Regions from separate parts of the Homo sapiens genome. Here region 2 is linked to region 1. A link is a loop called in an ENCODE intact Hi-C map of the cell type or tissue named here. Cell type or tissue: endothelial cell of umbilical vein. All regions are shown on one strand. Links, peaks and the distances in the headings refer to the core of each region. The heading gives the core; the rest is flanking DNA. Region 1 has its middle 50 kb from the start of MGMT. Region 2 has its middle 130 kb from the start of LINC02667.

The links. Hi-C counts contacts between places; a loop is a spot of excess contacts. Peaks named below come from ENCODE experiments on the same cell type or tissue, not always from the same donor. Only the 100,000 strongest peaks of a DNase experiment are listed, where the experiment ranks them.
Region 2: a loop joins it to region 1, with 8 times the contacts of the local background. A loop is called at or near these places in 4 of 110 quality-filtered maps.

Annotation. Positions count from the first base shown.
Region 1 is chr10:129,414,695-129,420,074 of GRCh38, forward strand. No RefSeq gene overlaps it. Among named protein-coding and RNA genes, the nearest start is that of MGMT, 50 kb to the right of the region's middle. RefSeq lists an enhancer at 4,685-5,380. In endothelial cell of umbilical vein, for the core only: no CTCF peak of the experiment used is centred there; DNase peaks (open chromatin) are centred at 2,627 and 3,357; H3K27ac peaks cover 1,941 bases.
Region 2 is chr10:129,037,824-129,043,203 of GRCh38, forward strand. No RefSeq gene overlaps it. Among named protein-coding and RNA genes, the nearest start is that of LINC02667, 130 kb to the left of the region's middle. In endothelial cell of umbilical vein, for the core only: no CTCF peak of the experiment used is centred there; DNase peaks (open chromatin) are centred at 968, 1,808 and 1,998; H3K27ac peaks cover 1,695 bases.

The sequences.
Region 1 (5,380 bases), core at 259-5,258:
AGGTGTCTCTGGGCTGGAAGGAAGGTTCATGCTGGGACTGTGTTCTGGAGAGGTGTCTCTGGGCTGGAAGGAAGGTTCATGCTGGGACTGTGTTCTGGAGAGGTGTCTCTGGGCTGGAAGGAAGGTTCATGCTGGGACTGTGTTCTGGAGAGGTGTCTCTGGGCTGGAAGGAAGGTTCATGCTGGGACTGTGTTCTGGAGAGGTGTCTCTGGGCTGGAAGGAAGGTTCATGCTGGGACTGTGTTCTGGAGAGGTGTCTTTGAGCTGAAAGGAAGGTTCCCCAGTTGGAATGAGAGCATGGGATTGGCAGCGTATTGACATGGTGTCTGGACTTAGTTGGAAAACCTAAAACACCCAGAGCCTAGGGCTTGGTTCAAGAGCCCACCCCAGTACCAGGAACTGTGGTTCTGGCCCAGTCATGGATAGACCAAAGTCTCCCTGCAAAAGGAGAACTTCTCATTCATTCTCTAATTCATTTGTTTTCAACACGGATGCATTCCGTAAGCAACTGGAAACCCCAGTACAAATAGTCCAACTTTAGACAGTAGGACGGAGTAGAAGACAGGGTTCTGCTGAAAAAAAAATAAATGCTTTTCTAAGGTTAACGCCGGGAAAAGTCCGGGGCCTCCCGAATTCCACTCCAGTGCTCTTTAGTCACCGGGCCACTTGCCTTGTCAAATGTGCGGCTGGGTTTCATCTCTGCACTGATGACAACGAAGGCCGTGGCAGCTATTAATCTTCACTATGGTCCTCATGAACTAGTTAAGCATGAAGGGTGACAGCCCTGAGCCCCAGGGGCCTTGACAACTGCGGGTCCTAGGGGCATTGTGATTCCGGGATCTCGAGAGGAAGAAATAACGTGCGCTAGTTTTGCTAGCCTCCTGGTCACTGGAAGCAGGATAGCCTGTCTCGGCTGTAAGGACTGGTCGTTAACTGTCAGGCACTGGCATTGTAGTCTTTGTCAACAATCCTAAGCAGATGCAGGGAGCACGATCTGCGAGTGAGGGGGGATTGGCAGCTGAAATGCAACCTCGTCATCAAGAGAATGTGGTGCACACCGATCGAAACTCGGCTGATTCTGCCAGCTCCAATGTCACTCACGCCCTTATTGACGGGTGCTTCTTCATTCCATCTGTTGAATGGAAGCCTTGGTTATTTTCATTCTGAAATTGCACAGGATGACACATCCCCTGTCTTTCTGTACATTTTAGTCAACGTGCCACTGTGGTGACATGCATCAATCAGGCATCTCGGGGCAGCATGCCCTCCAGTGCCAGCATTCCGTTCGGGGCAGCACCCGGCCCTGCCCAGCCTGCTCAACATTCCCACGGAGGTCCATGGAATTTTCAAGCAAGTGCATTATGAGTGGATGAATATCAAGTTGTGCTTCTCAGCTTTAAAAATGAAATTTACGAGTCCAGCCTAGGGATTTATTTCCCACCTCCTTAGCGCCCTCCCCTCCTTAAATGATAAGAAACAACTGGAACAAGACTCTGGGGTGTCATGCTGTCAAAAAAATTCTTAATGAAATTAAAACCCTCACACTCTGACTAATGCTATTTCTGGCTGTGGAGCTCGATGCTGTCGATGTGTGACTATCTCCACGTCTGCCGGCCTAGTGGCTCCACGTCTGAAGAGTTGCTGCATGTCAGCTATTTGCCCCAGGGAATATGGGTGGAATATTTTATACCTGAAGTGGCCTTATTTTCAGGCAATGGCATAGCATGAAACGCAACTCCACTGTGTGTGCAAGAAGAAATGCCGCTTGAAAAACACAGCAGAGAAACGGTGAGATACAGTCAGGGGGAAAATGCCCTTGGAAGAAAAAAGCATGTCCAATCCTCTACATTTCTAATTCTGAAATTTTGGAGAAGCCTCCCCAAAAACTGCAACCTCTTTCTCTGCCTTAAACAACCCTTTGTCGATCTGATGTGGGAAGACCTGCTGCCAGGGGAATGAATGCCATCATTCCGAAAACCGTGTATTCAGAGGGAGGTGGAAGGTCGCACAGCCACTAGCATTCATTAGGAGCTGAAGATGCCTCTCAACTCCTCTTCCCTTAAACAAAAAACGCATATTCAAAAGATGAAATGATGCTTTTTATAAATTCTTGTACATTGATTTCTAAATTTCTCTTATTATGCGTGTTAAGGTTTTTCTTTTAGGTAAGAATTTTCTCTACATCAAAAGCAAATAGTTTTTTTTTTTTAAAAAAAAAACGTATGATTTCTTTCAAAACATAAGCCTTCTTCCTATGCAAGTTTACCAAATTCCTTATCCCATACACAACACAAATGTCAAATCTAGTTCATTTAAAATGAAAACTCTCAGAGTGGAACTCATTGCCCAGTTTATCTGTTCCCCTTCTCTTCTCATGTCCCCAAATAGTACTAAAATGCTTGCGAGAGAGGCACTGGTGGCTTTTAGAACCTTCCCTTTATTTTCTGCTTAAATGTGTTTGTTAAATGTCACAGCGCCGAGAAGGTTCAGTGCTGGAGTTCAAGAACACTCCGAAATGTCTTATTAATTCTTCATAACGCATCGACAGGCAATGCTTAAAAACAAAGCCCCAAGAAGAAAGCTGTGGTGAGTCACGGGCTGCACGTGGCTTGTCCCCGCTTCGGCATCTGGAAGCCCACTTCTAAACAGGAAAGGCATTTTTAACCCTGGTTTGTTTGTTTTACAGTGTCCAACTATCTGAGTCACATTCCTGGCACTTGGCACTTTGTTTTAATTGAACACATACTATTAAACCCAAACTAAGGTTCTGAGTCTCTCAATTACCTGCAATTTTTGTCTTTCAAAGGAAAAAAAAAAGCCAAGGAGTCGCCGCTGCCCATATTTATTGGGAACCATCTGTTACACCTCTAATTAAAACCCACTTGTAATGAGCTTGTTAGTGCACAAAATGTGTCAGGTATCGGATATTATTCATGAAGCAGTTGTTTTGGTGGCTGAATGATGCCTTAAAATCCTATTAGTTTAACAAAGTAATGTATTAGTATTTTGACCCGATATACAAGAGACTTCAGAATGACCTGGCACTCAGCTTGTTTAATATTTTTTTCTCAAATATGTTGCTATTTCTACCTAATATATAGTCAGATGGCCTCTTATAATTGCAGTATCAAATCTTTGCCTCAATTTTCAACTGCAGGTGATTCCAAATGATTAAAGATGCACAACGGGGAATAAACAAAAATGCTTACATGCAATTATTTTTAATTAGTATTTGGCTATAAAGTGTATGGCTTCATAAAAAAGTCTGTTATTCACATAAACATCTGTTACCATACACACAAGGAAACACACTGTAAGTCTGTCATCACATCACCAAAACAGAAACACGGAGGGAGGCTGGCCAGGAAAGCCAGCACTTTGAGCTCTTCAACAAAAGATCTGAGTCTAACTAACTGCCAAAACAGACGCCAAGCCACACCTTTCAATTACCATCGCTCACAATCAAAGGAAGAGCGGTTACCCACGGAATTACACTCGAAAATGTTAAAATAGATGGAATTATTCTTTGAAAACAATAGAATCTCTGAGCACGAGACAATTTCGAATTCTTTTACTAATTTTGCACCCGTGCGCATAATCAGACAGTTTCCTGTTTGCACGCTGTCTGCTGGCTGCTAATTTTCCAGGTTCTCCGCACTCTTATTTTTGTTCGTTAATACATCCAAACTTTGTGAAATGCAGCGGCTTAAATCCCAAGTGCCGAATATTAGCCTTGTTTCACGAGAGCCTCCAGCAAGGGGAAAAAATATATATATATTTTAAGTGAGCGTGCCCCCACCACGCACAGGGAGAGAGATACAGGGAAATAAATTAATACTGCAGTAATTGATAGGTGGAGATAAGGCTGCTCTGTGGAATACTGAGAGGAAAATGAAGGGGAGGTGTGAGAATACTTTGCCCATGAATTACTGAATCAGTGGGAATTAGCCGGCTCCAGTCGGTGGAAGCTCTTGGAAGCGTAGGGCTCCAGGATTACCCCCAGAAACCCAAGTTAACACACTCTGTTCGCAGCCCAAAATCTGCAGCTTTTATTAAACGCACAATTCACGTGCCAAAAGAACTTATCTTCATTTGCATGAAAATGCTAACAATAATTTAATTGAATCACACAAATCAGCATCTATACTATTGCCACACTGGGTTGTCTGTGCTCAAATTAGGCAGAAATCATGACCCCTGGCTGTGGCCCCGGGGGATCAATAAGCAGTTGTTACCCTAACACCCCTCCCCGCCCCGCACCAGGCTCTGGCTTGCCCCTTACAAGGCGATGTTCATCCGCCTCACCAAGGCACGGCCCCCCTGAGGGAGGCTGTGTTGGAGATTCTCACCAGTCTGTCCTGACCATGTCAGGGAGGACACAGCCCAGGGCAGCGGGCAAGTGGACCAAAGGACCTCCGCATCGTGGCCTCAGTCTTTCTAACTGTTCAAACTCAGCTCTGACTCCCAAGATGGTCTTGGAGGGCCCAAGACGGAAGGCCAGTCCCCAGGAACACGGCACCCCTCCACACTGCCCACACACTGCCAGCCTGCATCAAGCACCCTCATCTCCCAGAAACAGGCCCATCTGGGAGGCTGGTGTTAACCTGCAGCCAAGACGCCTTTAAACCCGGCCGCCTGGCAGGCAAAAGCCCAGGTTCACTCAAGGGCAAGCAGCACAATCATTAGCAGCCCCGTGTAATTTAAAAACATAACCAGGAACAACTGAAAGGAAGAAATATACTGTGGGACTAAATCTATTGATCAAGAGCCCCCCAAAGACAGGCCGTAAATAAAATGGCACAATGACCAGAAAAGGCCGGTTTTACATTAAGAAGCAGCAAATTCATTGCCGGGGTGAGCCTGGGAGCCAGGCCCGTGCGCCGGCTGCGTCCTCCCAGGCAGGAAGGTGAAAGATGACCCATTCCTCACGCGGAAGGCGCGCTGGGCTACAGCCAGGCTGCCCTTTGCTAAGCGCGCATCCCTCACGCGAGGAATCCTCATTTTTCAATCATGCCCGCGTTTCAGCCGTCTTCCCCTTGACGTCACTCCTTCGGCATCGTCTCTCCGTCGAAGAGATACTTTTAACCATTCAGTGCCCTGACCCTGGACTCCCTGCTGGGCTTGTGCCCAGAGCCCAAGGAAGGCCGCCTCCCCCTTCGCAGGATGCTCTAGCGCACTCGCAAAGCCCAGGGCCACCTCCCCACCATCTCCTGATGGAGACAAGGTGGCCTGGCAGGTGACGGACAGCACATCACTTGCCACCCCAGGGTCAGCTGTGCTACCTGGGACCTCTGTCCCTTGCTTATTTTGGCAACAGAATCACAAAATCTTTGTTGGTTGAGGGGCGAAACTGGATGGAATTTTGAAAATCAAAGTTGCTA
Region 2 (5,380 bases), core at 80-5,079, 380 kb before region 1:
GCCTCCCAAAGTGCTGGGATTATAGGCGTGAGCCACCGTGCTCAGTCTACTGTGAATCTTAATGCTAGCACCTGCTGCCAAGTCACTTGGCCTCTCCCGCTGTCACCTACCTCTTCTGTAAAATGGGTGAGTAATACAATCTACCTCACAGGGTGCTACAAGACAGTAGACAGAGCTCAGCCCATTGTGCAGCACACAGTAAGCACCCGACAAAAGAGAGTGGGTAACCCTGGCAGCTGCAACAACTGCACAGGTGATCGCAGCTAGTCCTCAGTTTCCCCATTTGTAGAATGGGTACTAAGGTGTCAACTCTGCAGAAGTTTCATGTGGAGAGAATAATGTACACAAGGAGCTTGGCACATAGTAGATGCTAAAATTATTTTGTCTATGAGCAGCAGGTCTATATATTTTATATCCCCAGAGAGCTTTGCTGAATGTAATAGACACTCCATAAACACTTGTTGATTTACTGAGAAAAGAATTCCTTGTACTAATTACATGCATTCACACTGATGCAAACTGACTCTACCTGTCCATTTAAAGAGAAAGAAACAAAGCATTAAGCTTCCTTCACGGCAAAGGAGCATCAAATCAACAAGCATCACATTGCAGAGCTCTGTCTGGCCAGGTCTTGGGATTCTCAATTGCACATTTGTGTATATGCTTCAGTCAGGAGGACTATTCAGTCTGCCTCACATCATTTTTAAAAGTTTGCAGGTTTTCAGGCTCCAAAAGTGTCATTATATTTGGAATGGAATTTTGCCTCCTCCACCAGTAATGTAATAAAATCTCTGAGTCTGAGAAAAAGTCAGGAAAGGTCAGATGTCAACCAGGTTAACATTAAAATTGTTAGAAAACAGGAACCGTAATTTGGGGATTGAAAAAGAGGCAGAATTCATGTTGTAAGTGCAAGTGATCTGGAAATAGATGTTTATCTTGGCCATTTTCAGGGAAGTGACATCATATCGTGTGTCTACTGGGATATTACTCCTGCATTTTTCAATCCAGATTTTGGCACTAAAGTTGGCAAAATTAGACCATTTTGTTAAACTGATCTTGGAGGCGTCCACCTCCCGAGCACATTACAACACACCTATGACATGACTCTAGAACAATGGGTGAAAAATGGGCCATAAAACAGGAATGGCCTGCTTCATGTAAAGTGGATTTTATAGTGCAGGTGTACCTGCATTTATCGATACTGTAAAGCAGCAAGATTGTGCCACCATAAAGCATAATATTTGTTTTAAAAAAGAGGAGGAGAAAAAGAAAATAACAGATCCGCCTATGAATTTAAAAATTACAATCAGAAAAAATGTAAGCCTGTGGGGCACTTTATAAAAAACATTTGTCATTTTATTATCTTAGATTGCGTACACTTTGTCAGAGGCTTTGTAAGATATGTGAAACAAAAAGGCAATTTGGGGGAAAAGAAGAAAAAAGGAAAAAGAAAAAAAAGCTTTGTTGAACTGAAAAAACAGTTTCCACACCTACTCAGGAAAAGCCACATCTTGAAGCATCTGAAACCCCCGACTGTGGCTGAAATATCCAACTGGTGGTGGGCTTGGGTGGTGGGAGAGTGGCTTGCCCCTTTCGGGTATGAATGGGAAAAGTCTGAATAGGAAGTCCTGCAGGAGTTTTTTATTGCCTATTTCCTTTCGGGAAGATGGCATTGTTTCTCTCTACAATGACTAGGGAAGGGGTGTAAGTAAGACGGGTTGACAGCATCCTTCAAAGCTCCTGCTGGCTGCAAGAGTGCATGGGTTGGTATTTTTTTCCTTGCAGAGCAGATCTTGGCTATTTATAAGTAAGATCACGCTGGTGCCTAAGTTTCCCTTCCCTAGAAAGGGTTCTTGGCATAATGTTTAGATTAAGAAAACGGTCTAAACACAATGCAAGAAGTATCTCCCCACCTGCAGCGCTCCGTGTTTAAAAGTCAAGCTCTTTTCCCTCCCATAGACAACAGCTCCAGAAATACCCCTCTGAGCAATCAGGACACTGAACAACCACCTGCCCAGCAAGCCAGGAAAGGGCAGCTTTGAACAGTTTCCTCTCCTTCTCCTTGACACATTCTTTGCCAAAAAAAAAAAAAAAAAAAAAAAAAAAAAAAACATTCTCCAATGTTAGTGGACTTGGACACAATGAATTTCATCTGAGGGGTTAAGAGAGGGCACGCATTTAGAGCGAGAATAAAACAAATGTTTAAAAAACCCATTATTGGTTGCATTTCAATCCCTGCTCTCCGTTCTTCCTCGGCGCCAAATGCCATCCGCATGCTTGGTGCAGATGTTGTCACAGCTGCCCGCTCACATTGCTGACAGGATGCAGTGTGGGCTCCACCACTCAGGATCCCAGGAGGGTGACCCAACGAGACATAAAGCAAGGACAACTGCAGCAGAGCCTCCAAACTGCTGCCAGGGGGAGTCTCTCTAAAATGCAAATCTGAGCACAGCACTCTCCTGCTGACAGCCCTGCCATGGCTCCCTATTGCTGCTCTCCAGGAAAACTTCCAAGATCCTTAACCTGACATAGAAGGGCCTGCTCAGTGTATCTCTGCTTGACTCTTAAGGCTTGCCTGTCTGTGCTCTCTTTCCTCCTCCCACCAACAATGGATACACTAGCTAGCCTTGCCATGCTGCTTATAGAGGCCTGAGCAAAACAAACTGCTCCAGGCCCACTGTTTCGAATGTTGCTCCCATCTTTTTGACCTGTCAAACTCCTCTTCATGCTTCAAAACCCTACCCAGCTTCTCCTCCTCTATGAAGCCTTCCATGATCCAACCATAGCCAGAGTTAATCCTTCTCTCCTTGTACAACATTTTCATCTAAACATAACTTCTTGCATGTTCTAGTTATTGCAGGTATCATACTATAGCCTACATGTGTGTCTACATGTATGCCCTTAGGGTCCCCCACTCCACTGGTAAGACAAAGCCTGAGTTTTATTTCACCTTTTATCTTCAGCACCTGACACAGTGTCTGGCACATATAATGTGGAGAAAAGAAAAGAAGGGAAAGAAAAAAGAGAGGAAGAAAAGACAGGGAAAAGAGAAAGGAAATGATAATCAACTGTGTCACTCCAGAGTAAAAGCACATCCAGGAAGCCAAGTCTGGAGCTACTGAATAATATTCTTGGTTGGATTTTTCTCCTTCCCCTGACCTGGAGTCTGTAGAAGATGAGAAGACTTTATATCCAAGAAACCAGTTTCATCTCAGGTACAAACACGCAAGTTCACTCTACTCCATGTAATGTGCATCCATTGAGCACCTATTACATTCAAGAACTAAAAATGTACCAACTTGTTCAGAAAAAGTTGTAAATAAAATAATAGGATTGAGCTTCTCAGTTCTATGAAAAAGCCACCGTCTCTTCTCTCATAATAGCACCTGTGAGGTTTTCTTGCTGCTGGAATGTAACATGACATCTGCATGTCACAAACACACAGAAGGATTGCATTTTTACCATGCCGTTATTTCCGTATTTTCTCCTATATATGTCCCCCCTCCATCTAACCATGTAACCTCAGATTTGCAGTGGACTACTGAAACAGTAAGTGTGTTATATAAATAACCAAACCATGGTGAAGGGGAATAGGACATGTTAAAATGTGTTTTTATTTAAAAACAAAAGATACAGTGATGTATGTAGCCATGTAAGGCTAGAGCATCACATTTGGCCAGTGTCATTACACCATAAAAAGGCTACCAAACTTTTGAAGCAGTAGGGATTTTCTGTATCTGGTCATTTTTCCTCTAGGGTGTGTGGTCATCAACATTTTTTAAAACACTTCCTAATTTGGAGTTGGCTTAGAAAAAGATCACAGTGTCTTAGAGATACTCCTAAATATGGGACATTTATATATGGGAGGCATACCTATATGGTTTTTAAAAAACCTCCATATAATCTCACCAGTAAGTGCCTAATCTCACACAAGTCACTCAACCTCTTTGTGCCTTTGATTAATCCTTGATTTTACTACCACAGAGCCGGATGGAAACTTAAAAAATTATTTATTTCTGTCCATCAAATGCATACTTATAAACCCCATAAGAACTTAGGATATTATAATTGAAATGCTAATAAACATAGTGGCAATAATCCAACCATAGAAACAGCGATAGGGAAAGAAAGGACAAAAGGCAGTGATTGACCACTGGCCCTTTCCTGAAACAGGAGCCCACCGTGGCTCTCGGAGTGGAACTGATGCTCCTGCAGCTCCCTCAAGACAGGTAAACAACGAGCTCCGGACCTGCCTCAAACCAATCAGGCAGTGGGTATTGGGGCCTCTGAGTCAAGGCCAATCAGGAGGCAGGTAGCATGCAGGGCACTGAATCGAAGGACCAATCAGTGCATAGGTAGCTCAGTGGGCCTGCCTTCAGGCCTGGGTACCGCATCCCCAGGCCCGCATGGCACACCCTCCTTCCTTTCCTCCATCCTTCCCTCCCTCCATCCACCCTTCCCTACTCCATCCACGGTACCCTCCCTCCATCCACCCTTCCCTCTCTCCTTCCTGGCTTCTGGATCTTGGACTCTGAAAGCCCATTTGGGAGAAGGAAGTCAAGCACTGGAGCACCTTAGGACCTTTCTTCCTTCAAAACACCTTCCACAGTTTTCGAAAGCAGGCTGTTTCTCTCTCCTGGGCATGGCTGGGCCTTTTCCGATCATGGGGATGGGAGAGCCACTCAACAATGGCGCTCAGAACCAAACCACGGCCGGGTCTCCTTCCTCAGGCAGCCGCCTTACCACTGAGTCAAAGACACCAGGAGGCCCCCCATTCAGCTGCTGGGGAAAATGGGAGGTAAAGGTATCGGTGCTGTTCTCGCGGAGTCTTTCTCAAGATTGACCTACTATAAAAAATGTTTATATTAAGGAACTCATTTCCACCCCAGTCCACACCCAGCAGACCTAGAAGGGCCGGTGACCTGAGCGAAAAGTATACGGCTGCCTCGCTAGAGATTCTTCAGTCCAAGAATAAAATTAGCTCTTTTGTTTCACTCACAACCCACAAGCGGAAAGAGCCAAAAAGCCCCCTTCCTCTCTCGCCCACCCCTTCCCTCCTCCCCTCCTTCTCTTCCACTCTCTCTCTCTCACACACGCGCACACACGCGCACGCACACGAACACACATGCACACACACGCGCGCACACCGCACACACAGAGGTGTGGTCTTGTTCTACTCCCACAGTTTATGTTCTCAGCAGCTCCAGCGTATCTCATGCCTGGAAATGTCTGAATCTCCTGCTGGCTCGGTGCTGTGACTTGGGGATTTTTTTTTTAAAGGTTCTTTTATTATAAGCCTAATGGGTCCTGCATTCAGGCTCATGATAAACAGGCAGCTTACTGGGTAAATAGCAAACAGCTTGCAAGCTTTCGGGGGCTT